2 separate regions of the Homo sapiens genome follow, and region 2 is linked to region 1. Evidence: chromatin contacts called from ENCODE Hi-C or POLR2A ChIA-PET data. All regions are on one chromosome and are shown on one strand. Each heading gives the region's core, a stretch centred on a gene start or an enhancer-like site at or near the end of the contact. The rest is flanking DNA. Distances are from core to core; before and after follow the strand shown.

What was found. Hi-C counts contacts between places; a loop is a spot of excess contacts on that map. ChIA-PET counts read pairs that join two places held with the same protein, here RNA polymerase II (POLR2A). Pooled maps may share reads with other maps.
Region 2: a map of B cell shows a loop between it and region 1 (5-fold over the local background). The contact joins the promoter of LINC02767 here to the promoter of CD46 in region 1. A Hi-C loop is called at or near these places in 6 of 168 maps with a recorded cell type or tissue (B cell, CD4-positive, alpha-beta T cell, ascending aorta and 2 more), 4 of 37 single-sample maps with no recorded cell type and 23 of 50 pooled maps. POLR2A ChIA-PET finds 5 or more read pairs at or near these places in 2 of 52 experiments (CD4-positive, alpha-beta T cell and MCF 10A).

Annotation. Positions count from the first base shown.
Region 1 is chr1:207,750,579-207,753,497 of GRCh38, forward strand. It overlaps CD46 (CD46 molecule), which reads left to right and starts at 1,476. Exons shown (of 13, transcript NM_172351.3): 1 at 1,476-1,731. The coding sequence starts at 1,635. RefSeq lists silencers at 1,317-1,426, 2,006-2,363 and an enhancer at 1,527-1,736.
Region 2 is chr1:207,957,453-207,960,371 of GRCh38, forward strand. LINC02767 (long intergenic non-protein coding RNA 2767) reads left to right here and starts at 1,539. Exons shown (of 3, transcript NR_167983.1): 1 at 1,539-1,623; 2 at 2,663-2,787. RefSeq lists enhancers at 1,010-1,511, 1,512-2,011.

The DNA of each region.
Region 1 (2,919 bases), core at 226-2,725:
AGAAAACTGAAAAGCATAAGGAAAGTGAAATATCTGTAATCTTATCAACCATTGTTAATTTTGCTGTATTCCTAGTTTCTTTTTATACATATCAATATGGTACTTTTGTTTTAATAAAAGGACTGCCAAAAGGCACATGCCAGTTTGGACTCTGCTTTTTCCACTTACAATGATATCATAGTTTCTCATATTTGGTATTCTTTTGCAATATTTGCTGCATAGAATTCCATCACACAAAGGTAACTGCCAGAAATTCTTTATTACTTTTGCTAGACACTTAGGGTTTACATTTTTTCAAAAATTAATCACATCAGAGTTTTGATCACATCAGAGCTTTGATCACAGCTCTGATGATTTCTCTGGGAACTGAGAGCCTAACACAAGTCATGTCCACTTTAAGACTTTTAACATACTGAAAAGTTATGTTACAGAGTGCTGGTCCCCCTGCAACACGTTCACTCACATTGGCTGACGTTTTAATTCTTTGCCAATCTGAGGGGAAGAAATGTCAACTCTTTGTTTGCTCTTTTAATGTCAGTCATGTCCTTTTCCTTTTACCGGTCATTCCGGTTTACTCACAATCCTACAAATCAATCCTGCTCATTCTTAATTTTCCAGTATTGTTCCTCAGATTGTTTCACCAGAAAAGTTCTCCCCCTTATCCACTCTTCACCTAACAATTTCTACCCATCCGAATCCTTCTGCATTTATTGCTTCCAGGAATTTGGCACTTAGGACACCCTTGTCCTTACATTGTTCATGCATGTATATTTCGTCTTCAATAAAAAATTTAGTTGCTCAAGGGCAAGGGCCCCATAGAGTCTCAATATTCTAATTGCCTGGTGTTGCTTAATAAATTAGATTCGGAAGGGTCCCCTCCAGGGAGGGGAGCAAAGGGCAAATTACCTTAGGGGCTGGGAGTGCAGAAGCCAAACCTTTGAGATTGTGAAAACAAGACGGCCCCGAGACGATCCAGTAGCAGGCATTCAAGCAAGAAAAACTCAAATATTGTTCCCAATAATGCCTGACTAATGCCAAATACCAAGTAAGGGCCCAGGCAGTCCTGACAGCCTGCAGTGCCCCAGGATAAAACTAACCCTGAGGGGTGCTAGCCCACGGTGACCCCCTGTCTAGACTCTGGATCTCTATTTTTAGGTCGAAGTGCTTTATTCTTGACTCCCGAATTCCCGGAAACTATTACCAAAGCAGCTTAGTTTTCTCTCCACCCTGCCTGGGTCACAAATATGACGGCGAGCCAGTCCTTTCCCGCAGGACGCCTCAGGCTTCCGGGATGGTAGGCCAAGGGCTTAGCAAGAAAAAAGGCGGCCTCGGGGAACCTGTTCTGTTAGGTTCCGCCAGGGCCTCCCCCTGACCTCTCGAAGGCCAAGGGCTGCCCATGAACGCCGAGGCTCCGCCCCGCGGCCCGCCGATTGGCCCCAGCCGCCCTGGTGACTCGACGCACTTCCGCCCCGGGCGCGGCTCGGGCCACGCCCACCTGTCCTGCAGCACTGGATGCTTTGTGAGTTGGGGATTGTTGCGTCCCATATCTGGACCCAGAAGGGACTTCCCTGCTCGGCTGGCTCTCGGTTTCTCTGCTTTCCTCCGGAGAAATAACAGCGTCTTCCGCGCCGCGCATGGAGCCTCCCGGCCGCCGCGAGTGTCCCTTTCCTTCCTGGCGCTTTCCTGGGTTGCTTCTGGCGGCCATGGTGTTGCTGCTGTACTCCTTCTCCGGTAGGACCCCGGGGCGGGTTCGCGCGTCCGCGGCGAGACTAGAGCTCTCCTCAGTCGGGCAAGAGTCGCGGGGCGGGGCTCACAGCAGGCCGTGCCTGTTTGGGGACAGGGTTCTCTGAGGGGTGCAGTGCTCAGATCCCGGGGGTATGTGGCGGGGAATGCGGGGACCACGCAGAGCCCGAGGTGAAGCTTGTTTGGTGGCGTCGTGTGCGCGGCCAGCATTTACGCAGGATCTGGCTGCGTCCCTAAAAAAAGCGTGAATCGTGTTTTCGGGATTGAGCCAGTCGGCCAGGGGAGCGCGGACTGGGCGCCCTAGGTGAGGGCTTGTTCTGGAGTGCACAGGTGCGTGGGAGTGTTGCTAGGGCCCGTGCTGTGTCCGTGGTGAGAGTTTGCCCTGTGTTCCCTTGGTGCCTTGGTGAGTGGGGTGTTCATTAGGGCTTGGACAGTACCCGCGGTAAGGGTTGCAGTGCGTCTGCTGTGCCCCATGTGCTGGGCTGGGCGAGCAGGGGCCTGGCCAGGTGTTGCTGGGAGCGTGCTGTGCGTAAGTGGCCTGTGTGCAGAGTTCACTGTGGGCAAGACAGCTCAACTGTTTGCTTTGAATGGAGTGAGCGCGGACTCTGGGGCTAGGGAGGGCATGTTGAGTGAGAGCAGGCTCTCGGTGCCTGGGGTTAGAGAGGTGGTAAGGGCGCGCCATGCTTTTTGTGCCTTCTGTGAACAGTCTCCGTGTTACCTGAGCTCCTATTAGTTTGTAAATGGCTGCTTTTTTGGGGGGTGGGTGGGCCATCGAGTCTTCTTCCTGTTCCCAACCAATATAGATAGTATCTGATTCCATTGCCTAATGGCTTTTTGACATTGTTTTCCTTCTTTTCATTACTTTGAGTCATATTTGAGAGATGTGAAACAACCTAAAAAACAATGGTAGCCAAACCTAGTGAGAAATTAGTATCCTAACAAAGGAAGGCAGATAATGTTAATCTTGTTTTCCCCTGCAGCTCATAAGCTAAAGCTTAAGGCCTATCCCACTAAATTTATTTTGTATTTCATTGAATGGAATCAATACTTTTAAAAATGCATGCTAGGCCAGGCGCAGTGGCTCACGCCTGTGATCCCAGCGCTTTGGGAGGCCCAGGCGGGGTGATTGCCTGTGCCCAGGAGTTCAAGATCAACCTGGGCAACATGGCAAAACCT
Region 2 (2,919 bases), core at 289-2,788, 210 kb after region 1:
TAAGCAGTGATGGCATTCTGTCTTTCCATGCAGGCTTGCTTCTAGCTGATACACAGGCTTTTCTGGAACAGTGGTTTTCAAAATTTCTTTGTGCATCAGAGAATCTCCTGAAGGGCTCCTTAAAAATTGCTGGGCTCAAAAGGACAACATATGAAGCTTAGGAGTGAAGGGACTTCCTGAGCAGAAATGGGCAAACTTCAGTCTTTTTACTGTGTCTTTGCAGTATTCTATAGATAATTTCCTTAATTTGTAAATTTAGTGACCATTAGCTAGTGATCATTTGATGGGCAGCGATTCTAACAGTATAAAGTCCACAATGTTCTATGTCCCTAGCCTGCCGTTTTTCAGCTGCATGTAAAAGGGGGTAGGATGAGATAATCGACCATTATAAAGATTTAACTATTTTATGCTGAAGCGGCCATATTTTCAAGGGATGACACCATCTTGCACACAACAATGAAGGTACTCGGCCATAGACTTGGAGTGAGACCATATATGGGGATGAGATTCTTCTAGATCCTAATACTGCTGTACTGGCCTGTGTGTACATGGGGTCCTTCAGCTGAGGCCTTGCAAGGCAAGCCAGCTGTGCCATGTTTGTAGATGGGGCAGAGGAAGCTAGAACAATGGAAAAGTAACCTATTTATGCTAGGTCCACCTATTGAAACGAGGTAGGAATGAGGCTAGGGTCCTTAACTTCCTTCAGGCATACTTTTCTAGCTACCTTCTGCCCTGTGTCTGGTACCTACATCCTTGATGATTGTTCTCTTTCATCCATTGTGGAGATATATATATGTATGAAAAGCAAAAAAAATAAATTGCTGGGCTGGCACTACCTCAAAGCTTCTGATCCAGGAGGCCTAGGAGGGGGCAGTTAAGATGCATTTCTTACTAGTTCCCAGGTGATGCTTCTGCTGCTAGTCTGGGCACCACACTTTGAGAATCACAGCTCTAGGGCTAGGGGTGCTAATCTTCATTCCAAATGGAAAGGAGGCTGCTAAGGAGTCCACTTAAGTAATTTTTCCTGCGATAAAGACTTGCTTCCTTGTCACTTGCTGTCAACACCCCTCCACACAGCAGCGACTGCCTGGCTTAATTCTTAAAGTAGAGGCCTCTCAATAGACAGGGTGGACACTTCTTCGCCTCCTGGCAGGAGAGAGAAAGAACGGACTTCAATCTTTGGTTGGCAGGGCCTGACTAGGCAGTCGGGCACAGAACCCTAGGGCTTTCCCACCCCTTTGCTTTCTCACTTGTAAAACGAATAAAGGTACTGGTCCTGCCAGCTTCACAGGTTGCTGTACATAGAGGAATGGTTGGTTGAAAGTGCCCTGCATAACGCAAGCTCTTTAGGACTCGCAAACAGCCTTAATCGCAGTAAGGGGGCACATCAGGGCTGTGAGAAGGCCCCCTTGAGGGCTCGGCACAGGTGATTCTGGGCTCTCTGTGCTTGCCAGCCTCCTAAAGTAGGTGCCCACTTTCAGAAGCTCTGCACGCCCCACCTGGGCGCCTCTGCTGGAGGTCTGCCTGGCCCGGGGCACCCGTGTGCGCGCGAGGATTTCTTTTGCAGAGAATGAAACCACCGTTCCTTTCCGTCCGTGGTCTACTCCGGGGTCCCCATCCCACGTAAGTGCTGTGGAACCCCGGGGTGATGAGCCCCGGGGGAAGCCAGCATCTCTTGCCCTCCAGTGCCGGCGCCCGGCAGAGCCCCGGGACTCCTAGTTTTTGCCGCCGCTGAGGACGCGGCGCGGGCTGCTGGCCGCGTCGCCGAGGGAGGGCCCGGACAGCCCTGCAGCGCGTCTCAGCGGAGCCCTGGGGGCCGCGCCGCTCCTCCAAACATGATTCAGAACCGCCCGTCAGCCTTGGCTCCAGCGCCTGGCGCGAGCGAACCGGGCTTGGCTGTCTCGGCCCCGTCTGAACCCTGCGGGCCGCGGGCCAGGGCGCGCCGGGATCCGCTGCGCCAGGACCCTGCAGACCCGGCCGCGGCCGGGCCGAGTGCCTCCCGCCGGGGCCTTACGCCCACGGTCCACGCTTGCAACACCAGGGCTGTACGGCGGGTCCGCAGCTGGGTCTGCGCCTGGGACTCGGGGCTCCCTGCGCTCCTCGTGCCGCACCCCTTGCCTTAACCCCAAGCGGACGGGTCCTGGGGCTTCACCGGCCAGGCCGGAGCCCCAGCCCCACAACTCCCCCCCTCCCACCGCACTGCCCCCTCTGCGCTGTGGCGGGAGTTGGGGACTGGGGCCGGAGAAAGGAGACGCGCCGGTCCTCAAGTCTCTTGAGCCATTTCGGTTCCGGGCGCGCCCCCCAGGGCTGCAGTCGCGCGAGGTTCCAGATAGTGCAGCTGTGTGGCGCCAGGCTTCCAGCGGGTTCTTGGTGGGGGTTCCCTCTCTGTGAGTCGGTGGGCAGAGATTTGCCTTGGAGGGTCGCACCTGGCTACAGAAGTATGAGACTTAGTTTCCGGGGAGCAGAGGGGCCTTGGGATAAGGAACTGAAGCTTCTGGGGAGTAGTTTGGAATTTTGGTTCCACCAATTATCAGCTGTCCAACCTGGAGAAATCCACTCCCCCTGTTTTCTTGGTTATAAATAACTATAGCTACCATTTGAGTGCTTATTATTTTCCATGTACTTTACGTATGTTATTTTTATCTTTCCAACGATTTTACAGGCCATATTCTGCTGATGGAGAAATGGGATCTCACCCAAGGAAAGTGACTTGCCAGGGTTACACCACTGGTAAGTGGAGACCTATGACTTGAACCTGTCTCTAACTCCAGAGACTGTACTTTCTCGGTAAGTGAGAACATTGACGCCATACAAAGAATTTTAAAACTGTAAGATGGTGACGGATACCATTCTCTTCTGACCTGTCCTCAGGCCACGTCCTGAAGTCCAGGCTGAAAGCATGACCTTTCTTTCTCCCTA